3 separate regions of the Mus musculus genome follow, and regions 1 and 2 are each linked to region 3. The links are chromatin contacts, found by Hi-C or POLR2A ChIA-PET in ENCODE. All regions are on one chromosome and are shown on one strand. The core of a region is the stretch at or near the end of the contact, and the rest is flanking DNA. Distances in the headings are between cores, read along the strand shown. Region 1 overlaps Ntn1 (netrin 1). Region 2 holds the start of Ntn1 (netrin 1). Region 3 overlaps Ntn1 (netrin 1).

What was found. Hi-C counts contacts between places; a loop is a spot of excess contacts on that map. ChIA-PET counts read pairs that join two places held with the same protein, here RNA polymerase II (POLR2A).
Region 1: a loop to region 3 is called in a map of heart, with 1.9 times the contacts of the local background. The contact joins two enhancer-like sites. A Hi-C loop is called at or near these places in 1 of 37 maps with a recorded cell type or tissue (heart). POLR2A ChIA-PET finds 5 or more read pairs at or near these places in 1 of 5 experiments (Patski).
Region 2: a loop to region 3 is called in a map of heart, with 4 times the contacts of the local background. The contact joins the promoter of Ntn1 here to the enhancer-like site in region 3. A Hi-C loop is called at or near these places in 3 of 37 maps with a recorded cell type or tissue (all heart). POLR2A ChIA-PET finds 5 or more read pairs at or near these places in 3 of 5 experiments (Patski and embryonic stem cell).

Annotation. Positions count from the first base shown.
Region 1 is chr11:68,284,328-68,287,592 of GRCm38, forward strand. The region is part of intron 2 of Ntn1 (netrin 1); the gene reads right to left. Among named protein-coding and RNA genes, the nearest start is that of Mir6406, 65 kb to the left of the region's middle. Within about 2 kb of position 1,949, at least 2 of the 3 ENCODE cell types and tissues checked have a DNase peak (open chromatin) inside an H3K27ac peak, as active enhancers do; they include heart, where a contact is called at or near this core.
Region 2 is chr11:68,385,250-68,388,382 of GRCm38, forward strand. Ntn1 (netrin 1) reads right to left here and starts at 1,577. Exons shown (of 7, transcript NM_008744.2): 1 at 1,361-1,577; 2 at 1-935. The coding sequence starts at 871.
Region 3 is chr11:68,339,927-68,342,919 of GRCm38, forward strand. All of the region lies in intron 2 of Ntn1 (netrin 1), which reads right to left. Among named protein-coding and RNA genes, the nearest start is that of Ntn1, 45 kb to the right of the region's middle. Within about 2 kb of position 1,660, at least 2 of the 3 ENCODE cell types and tissues checked have a DNase peak (open chromatin) inside an H3K27ac peak, as active enhancers do; they include heart, where a contact is called at or near this core.

The DNA of each region.
Region 1 (3,265 bases), core at 699-3,198, 55 kb before region 3:
GGGCCATAAAAGGGGAGTGGGTGGGTAGGGGAGAGGGGGTGGGTGGCTATGGGGGACTTTTGGTATAGCATTGCAAATGTAAATGAGCGAAATACCTAATAAAAAATGGAAAAAAAAAAAAAAGGTAAACTAGATGCTGATGGCCAGTCCATTTACGCAGCAGACTGTAGGTGTCTCCTTATAACTGGGAAGTCCGGCTGCAGGCACACTTTGGTGGTCAATGATTATTTATTGAATGCTATTATAATTCCGGAGCTACACAAGGAGCTGGGGAACAAGACAGAGCCTCAGGAGATGCCCAGGTGTGGTCAGCTGATGCTGTTGTCTCCAATGGCTCAGCCCAAGGCCCACTGCTAATGCAAGGATTATAGATTGTAAGTAGAGACAGTGCAGTATAGACCAGTTGGAGTAAACCCAAGGGCATGGAGGACATGAGGACATGGAGAAGTAAGAGGACAAAGGGGACATAAAACAGAGTCTGGTCCCAGCCAAGGTTCCTGAGACTCAATCATTGAGGACGACACTTTTCAACTTTAATGTAATAAAAACCACTGGCAAGCACAGTGCCCATCCAGGGCTGGGAGGAAGGGTGTGGCAAATGGTAAGTGCTTGGGTCTTCCAGAGAAGAGGTGCATGGTGGGCCACTCTTCAGGGTCCGGAGCAAAGAAAACTATTTTAGCAACAAAGCGAGTCTCTGGCTGCTTGGAGGTTTCCCATCTCCCCTGAGCAGACGATGCTCCTTCTGACTCTTTCTCCGCTCATCAGTCCAGCCACACTCACTTCACTGGCTCAGTCAGCTCACGGCCTCCCACACCACCATACGATGGGGACAGCACTGAGCTAAGATAGCTTGAAAGAGGAGACACAGGGCTTTTATTAGCCTGTTGCTACAATTATTCAGTTTTGCTATTATTACTAATCTCCTATAGTCACAGGAGAGTGTTATACATATATATTCAGTGTCTGCTACCATGGGTGGTTTAATGTAGCTGCTGACATATTGGAAAGCAACACACACACACACACACACACACACACACACACACACACACACACACACACACACGTCTGTGCGTGCGTGTGTACTATAGTTTCCTCTGAGTCTGGAGCAGGCTGAAGGGTGTGTGTGTGTGTGTGTATGCACATGTGCACACAGAGTTGTATTTTCCTCTGAGTCTGGAGCAGGCTAAAGAGCTCTAAGAGAAGACTAAAGAGCAGTAAGTGAATAGGGTTCCACTCCTATCAGCCCGGAAGCCCCTGAAGCTGAATTCTCCCAAAGCACCCCCTTGCCTCTCAGTGTGTCCTCTTGGAAGCCGGGTTTAAAAAGCCCTTTATCCTAAGATTCCAATTTGAAAATAAAACCTAACTACCTCTTCCCCACCAAGGCTTTATTCAGATATCAAGGATGCGGTGGGTGGTAAGAGCAAAAAGACAAAAATGTGGAAAGTGCTTTGGAAACCCAGCGTCCCGAGTGAATGGGTCAGGGAGGCCTGCCTGCCAAAGAGGGCTTTAGATGGTTTCTGATAAAGTCTCTGAGATAAGTGGCCAGTGTTTGTTGAGGGCTTAGGGAGCTTTAGCCAAGTCTGATCACAAAGCAGACCTCTGTCAACAGTCCTTCAGGCCACTAACAGGGCTGAACAAACACTACAGTAACAAGTTCTTCACACCTGTGGGGCTTGGGAAAGGTTTGGCCCCTTTGTCCACAGGCAGACAAAGAAGCTGCCTAGAAAGCCTGGGCCCCCACCCAGCCAAGCCTCTGGGCATCTGAAGAAAGGCCCGGGGTCAAGACAGACAGCTTGAAGTCTGGCCAGCCCCGTCTCCCTCTGAGAGCAGAAACACCTCCCATCCGACAGGGAGACCCTCCAGTGAACAGAGTCCCTGTGAATGGGCAGCAAAGGCTGGTTCTGAGGCTGGGGCCTGACCCACAGGCAGTATGAAGGCCCTGGAGTCGGAGCATTCCTGAGAGTACAGCCAAGGCTTGGAGGTTCGTTCTCCCCCCTGTACACTGCCACTGTCCCCTCCCCTCTGTTGACTGCAGGGCCATCTCCCAAATCTACTTGACCTTGCCGTCATTTTTTCCACTGACTCCTTTCCTCTGTAAACATGTTAGCCTTTTCTTTCCTCTGCCCTTTTTTGGCTGCTCCACCTCCCCCTAAGGCTTTCAAATGATCCCCTCCTAACTGTACAGGCCTTCCCTGTGCAGGACAACTCAGGGTTTGCGCTGCAGAAACACCCCTCCCAGACCCTCACTGTGGAGGAAATGAGGAGATCTGGGGAAGCCCCGAGCAGTCATCAATTCTCCCTCCTTACCCTTCTCAGATCCACCCTCTCCGGAGCCTGGCCCCAGGCTGAAAGAGGGTGGGGCCTCGCTCTGCCCTGTCACCTCCCCCAGAGAGGTCATCCCTGGCCTACTATGTTCCATTCCCAACCTAGACCTTCCCCACATCCACGCATTCCTTCACTCCAAATCTCTGGACATTCCTCTCAACTTGTTACCGCCCTGTTCTGGAACCTTCCACAGTTGCCCATTTCTGAAAAGATGCAAAGCCTATTACTCTCAAAGGGAAAAACAAAACTAAACAAAACAAAACTGGTTTCAAAATATAGGTCCTAGGGACTGGAGAGGCAGCTCCGCAGTTAAAATCACCCCACAGGCTGCTCTTCCAGAAAACCCAGGTTCAATTCCCAACACCCACATAGCATCTTGCAATAGTCTATTATGTGTTCCAAGGAACTCAACACCCTCTTCTGGCCTCTGTGGGCAATAGGCACACACATGGCGCAGACATACAGATGACAAATCACCCATATACATTAGGGGAAAAAAAACGGTCCAGAGGCTAACTTCCAGCAGAAAGACCTTACCCCATCCCCACTCGTGACAGAGCTAAACAGGAAAGAGGATGTTGTTCACCCAGGGCAACACAGAGCTTGAGACAGGAGTGGCCCTCCAAGTTACCCTCTTATGGAAGAGATGGGAAGAATGTGGCAGAGACTTTGCCAGGAACCTGGCAATAGTTAGTAATAGCTAACCTTTCACCTAACTAGTTCAGGGCACTTTCCAGATCTCCTGCCTGGCAAAGATCTCAGTGTTCCGAGAGCTTGGAGCGTGATAACCCCACCCCCTGCCTGTTGGAATGTCTTCCTAAGGACAGCTAATATTCAAGCAAAGGAGGTCTGAGAAAAGCGTGCCCCTTCTGCTGGAAGGGAAGGCACTGCTGTGAAATCCTCTGCCTTGTGACTCACATGGCCTGCCAGATGCCTG
Region 2 (3,133 bases), core at 327-2,826, 45 kb after region 3:
CGTGGCCGTTGCACTTGCAGCGGCCGCCAACCTGCAGGTCAGACACTGCATAGTAATAGGAGTCGCGCGCCAGCTCCGAGTCGTCTTCGTTCTCGTCGCCGAACGTGTGCAGGCGGCTGAAAGCCACGCGGATGTCGGTGGCCGTGACCCAGTCCTGCAGCACCGGCGAGTTGTCGAAGTCGTGCGCCGAGGGCCGCCCGTCCAGCGTGCTGAAAGCGATCAGCCCGCCAGAGAGCGGGCGCATGTCGGTGTGCGAGTCGGTGCACACGGCCTCCTGCTCGTTCTGTTTGGTGATAGGCGCGCGGTGCGGCCGGTTGTACATTTTGCGGCACTGCGTGGAATAGAACTGGAAGGGCACCCACGTGCGCCCGTAGTCCATGGACTTGTAGATGGCCATGGACTCTGGCCGCGGCGAGCAGAATTGCAGGCTCACATAGGTCACCTCAAACTTCTTGCCGAGCGACAGAGTGAGCGTCACGTTGTGCGGGAACTGCAGGTAGTTCTCGGACTGCCAGCACGTCAGGTTGTGCGGGTTATTGAGGTCGGTGAGGAAGGCGGGCGGGTGCGCTTTCTTGGGATCCGAAGAGTTGCAGAGGTGACAGGAGCGCAGCCGCTCTTCACCACGCTCGCTCACCACGCAGTAGCGCGCCGGGGGCCGGCCGCAGGTGCTGGACACGCGCACGTCCTTGCCGAAGGCCGCGTTGACAAAGTCCGGGATGCAGCGGCGCGGGTGTCCATTCTCATCCGAGCAAGGATCAGGCTGCGCCGCCTGGCCGGCGAACATGCTAAGCCCGGGCCCGCCGCGCACCGCGCCCACCAGGCACGCCACCGCCGCCAGCGCCGCCAGCGCCTCCCACACAGCGCGCATCATGCTGTGGCCAGCTTGCCCCGGCCCCGCCGCGCCAAGGAGTCGGTTCGCCCGCCGCACCAGGCGCCTGCGGAGAGAGGGGAGCCGCGCTCAGCCAGCCAGCAGCCAGCCCGCCCCGCGCCCAACAGCCCTCGGTGGAGTGGCGGGCAAGTGCCCCGCTCCCCGGGGTACCAACCCCGAGACTGCCCACTTCCCTCCCCCAAAGTCCGGGGGACCCCGAGCGCAGGGGCTTCCAAACCTGAACCGCCCGCGCCCCTTCCTCCCGGCTTCCCCAGCCTCCCGGCCAACCGAAGAGCAAGCCCGCGCCCATCTGCCCATCCGCAGCTATGCCCATTCTCCTTGCTCCCTTAAGCCTCAGGCGCAGCAGGGCTCCAGATCCCCCAACCACGCACGGGCTCAGCGTCCTTTTCTCTTGCCACCTGGGGTCCTTCCTTTATAAATGCCCCCTCCCCAATCGCGTCCCCGCTGGGGATTCCGCGTAGGAGACTTTACCTCTAAGTGATGGCAAAAGAGAAAGAAAAGTTTGCCTGGCCCAAGCCGGGGAGCCCGCGCGCCGGACTGCAGAGAGCCTCTCGCTGGCGGCTAGCAAGAGCGTCCTGTCTCAACGCGGGCTTGCCAGCTCCATGCCCGGCGCGGCCGCCGCTGCCCCAGCCCCGGCCCCGGCCGCCACCGCCGCCGCCTCTTCCTCCCGAGTGACGACGCGGCCGCCGACTCCCGCCGCGGTCCGAGTGCTGCCCTGCCCGCCCGGGGCGCACACACACACACACACTCACGCTCGCTGGCGCGCACTCACACACGCACGCACGCCCCCGAAGGCTCTGCCGCCGCCCGCCGCTGCCGCTGCCGCTGCCGCCGCCGCCACCACTCGCGCTAGGAGTGGGGGGCGGAGGGGAGCGCGGAGGCGGGGCCGCCGGGCGGGGCGCCGGCCAGTAACGTCGGCAAGCAGCCGCCCGCTCACGAGCAAAGTTTTAACCCCGGGAAGAAGAAAGTTAAAGCCAACGGGCCCGGGATGCTCCAGAGGGCGAGAGCGAGCGGGTGGGAACCTGGGAGCCGGAGAAAGAACAGCAGAGACAAAGAGAAAGCAAGAGGAGCGCCCGGGGAAACCCCGGAGAGGGGGCAGGGCCGGCGCGCACCCTGTGGGGGTGGGGTGGGGGCGAGAACGGCTTTCTCCCTCCCGGTCCCAGCCAAACACATCTGTGTTTGTTTTCTTTTCTTCGCAGAGGTCCAGCCTTCCTCCAACCCAGACTGGTGGCCCCGGTGGCACTACGCTCAGGGCCTTGCCCCTATGGGCACTCGGCCCCAGAGGCGTGAGGAAGGGGAACTGGAAAGGGATGTGAACTTTCTGCCCCTAGGCTCTAGGGGATGGGGTGGGGGGCAACAAGAGGCAGCGCCTAAACCTCACAGAGTTGTCACTGCCAATTTTCTTTTAGGCCTGGAAGCTGTGGTGATTCGAGGCTAAAGGCCAAGAAGCTCGGACGCACCTGGATAGTGGCCTACTCAGGTCTATCCTGAACTTCAGAGATGGGGCCAGTTCAGTTCTCCCAGGGTCCCCTGAAGCTGACTTGGCAGCTCCTAGATCCTTTTTTTTTTTTAATATCCCTAGGGAGATTCCCACAATAGCTTTGCATAGTACCAATTGACTCTACTCTTCAACTAAGGGTGTGGAGGCTTCAGAGGCTAGGGATAACTTTCCCAAATTTCTGGCTACTTATATGTGTGTGTGTGTGTGTGTGTGTGTGTGTGTGTGTGTGTGTGTGTATGTATGTGTGTGTATATATATATAATTTGGATACAGTAATCTGGGCTCCTGGCCTGAGGCAGTGGTGTTCTCCTGTGGGTGGTGTGCTTTTGCCACTTCAGCTACTCTGGAGGCCGAAGGCTTGAGAGCTATCTTAAGCCCAGGAGTTCAAGGCCAGCATGGGGAACATACCCCATCTCAAAGAAACATGAGCTCTCTCACCACGTTTGTCTAATGGATAACCTCGCGCAATTACAGTCTCCTGGGGTGTCCTCGGGCCACCCAGCCTCTGGCCTGGTTCTCTGTTGCCTTAACAAAAGGACTGTGAACAAGAATGGTAACCTTTGGCTGTCTTGCAGCTACAGCCAGAGTTCAGAGGTGAGAATCTATCCAGCTGCGAGCTTGAAACTAGTTACTGTTAAGTTTCTTTCTCATTTAGAATGTGATTCAATAACAGACTCAGACAGAAAAACTCCACTCCTGATTCTGGCCCAAGGGCTTCCTTGCTTCAGCCCGCCTCATTCTGT
Region 3 (2,993 bases), core at 410-2,909:
CGCACACTCACTCACAGGCTCCAAGGCTCTGCCTTCGCAAAGAATGACACACAGTTTCGAGAAGGCTGGCCAGGTGAGGAGTTCAGCCCAAGGCCAAGCGCAGAAAGATGCTCGGTGACCCTTGGTGAGAATGAGTCACGGCGCTGAGCTCCAACCGGAGCTGGCCACATCCCATCCCTAAACCCTCAGAAATATGCACTCGCTGAACTTTTCATAGCAAGCCACCCCGCCGATGTCAAGTCTCCTTGCAGTGACCACTAGCTTTCTAACTCAAGTGACCAACCCCACAGCTTTCTCGGGTGGACCTTCACCCCACTGCCTGTGTCGGGAGCACTGGCTTGTGCTAGTGGGAGCACTGGCTTGTGCTAGCAGCAATTTTTACTTGCTACTTCATCTTGACTCACAGATCCATCCAGTCCGAGCCTCCTGAGATGCGCACTAGCCCCACAAGAGCTCAGGGTGCTGCGGGTCAACAGTAATAGAATAAAATATCTTTTTGGTCTTGTCTTGAAATCACTCTTTATGTTCCCTTTGAAATACTAGCCCAGAAAGGGGGCGGGAAAGACTCAAAGAGATGTCAGACCCAGTGTACTCATTGTGAGAACCTCCACAGGATGCCCACATGTCAAAGACAAAGCCACACCCACAGCCAGCGCTTTCCAAACCAGTCATTGCCCAAGCCAGGCCACTGTTTCCTGTCTCCAAGAGGTAAAACCTGGATTAATGGGTATAAGTCCCAGAGTCTCTCCAAGAAGGACAGTCAGAAGGACTTTGAGAGAACTCATACCCAGAAGGCATGGAATGGAAGCTGGGTATTCTTTGAGGGGCTAAGTACACAGGAGACTAATATACTTTGTGAGACATCTGATGTTGGATGACCTACAGGGTTCTCTTAACCTGTAACATATCATAAATCCAGGACATCTGATGATAAAGGGAACATGCCTGCCCCAGCCTACCTCTGCAAGCAGTGCTTTGCCTATAAGGGCTAAGGTTCAATCGCAGGCTTTTCTGGTAGGAGAGCTGTCCTTAGATACATTCTGTGGCCCTATGAATTCCCAGGGCAGCTGCTGATAAAGAACTCTCTAGGGTATTTATTTAGAGTTGCTTTCCTTCCCCCCCCCCCCACTCCCCTCCACACACACCCCCGTGACTCATCCTTCAGGTTCATCTCCCTGAGTCTTTTCCTTCCCGCTGTCACTTCCAACTCTGCTTCTCACCTCCCACCCCCCAAGACCCTGCACTCAGGAGACAGGTGCCTAGGGCACAGGTGGGCAACCCAAGGCCTCAGAGCCACTGCTGGCAAACACGGCCCCCATGTGTGGCTGCCCTGGTTCTGTTGGCCTCCGCTAAGCAGAGCTCCAGGCAGCTGCCAGCCTGCTTTCAATATCCGCTCGCCCCTCACTGGCCTACCAGCCAGCCAGTCCCCTCCCCAAGCCCTTTCTCTTTGAAGAAAAGTGATTTAATTTCATGAGACTTTAGGGTAATCATGTTATGATCTTCAACATTAACCAGAACCAACTCCCTGCTACAGGAGGGTGGGGAAGGAAAAGGGAAGGAAAAAAGTAAGCATTTGGGGTTGCCAGAAAAGACAGGCGAAAGAAACTCACAGCAGCTGCCTTGCTGGTTCCTCTGATGAGGATGGGCCTCTGCCAGAGAGGGGGGCCCCTGTGCCAAGGTTTCTGGGAACAAGGAAGTTGGGTTTGGCAAGACTTCTATTCTACAGGTTAATCTGCTCTGTTCTGAGGGAAATACTGGTTTTCATTCTTCAGCCTACGTTCTATGCCCTCTTCCACACCATTGCGCCCCCCAGTCACCTCCCATCAGCTGCGCATATATACACACAGCCACCAGGGGACCTGCCCATACTCCTTCCTCATAGCTCAGGGGTCTCCGTGCCTCCTCTCCAGGGCCAGGAGTAAGAGTGGCTGTGCAGACCAGGTCAAGGGGCCTCTTTGATTATAGCTCAGTTCCTGCAGCCCCGCCCATCTCTCCAAGCTTTTTAGACAATAAGATGAAACTTGGTAAGAAGACTAGGTTAGGCGAAGGCAAGAATACGGGAGGGGGGTGTTTGGGAAGACTTTAAAAGGAAGAAAGGAAAAGGGGAAAGAAAGAAAGACAAGTAATTCAGGACCCTAAGCCCAGAATAGTGCATCTAAGGGTTAGCTGGAGCCTGGGAGGAATTCTCACGAACAATGCGCCTCCTTGGCAGACAGTTCAAGGGTGTGGTGTACACTTGAAAAAACAGCAAATAACCCAGGCCCCACGGCCACCAGGGCGGGTGCTGGCATGAAGCTAGAAAGCTGGGGTGAGGGACCATGTGGGGACCCCAAGAAAATGATGGCTTCCAGGGGAAAGTGCTCCCCATGAAGTCCTGGCCTCAGATGCATCTTGTCAGCCCTGGGCTACAAGAAGGTCAAAGCCCTTTGCTAGCCCAGACTCCTCCCCACGCTCTCAGGCCTGCCTGTTTCCTTAGACTTCCTCAAGTCTTGCAGCTTCTCCTGCCCCTGCAGGGATCTAGAACATGTGGGTACTGTGGTGCTACAGAAGGCCACTTCTCGTGCCCTCTTCCTTTGGTCAAACCCCAGTGCCCACTCAGCATCCACTTCACGTGGGACTTAGAGGAGTGTCTCAGGCATCCCGGAGAGATTGGGCCCTGAACGTGACTTCAATCCATTTCTAAAGCGCAGGGAAACACCACGTGGCATTGGCAAGTGTGTGGTATTATTTCCCTCTTACTCCCAGGCTCCATTCAAGGCTTCAGCAGAAAAGCTTATGGGTAGTTTCTGCACCGCTCTGGGCAGGCAGGTGGGCACAGTAGCCACCTGAAGCTATACAACTGACCCAAGGCTGGCATGAGTCAGTCTGAGACTTAGAAACTGTAATTCCTTTTAATACACTGGTTTTTTTTTCTCTCTGCAAACACGTCTTGTGGGATTCCTTTAAAGTCATATTTTTAAAAATTTAATTTAGGATAAAGGTCAAACAGTGCC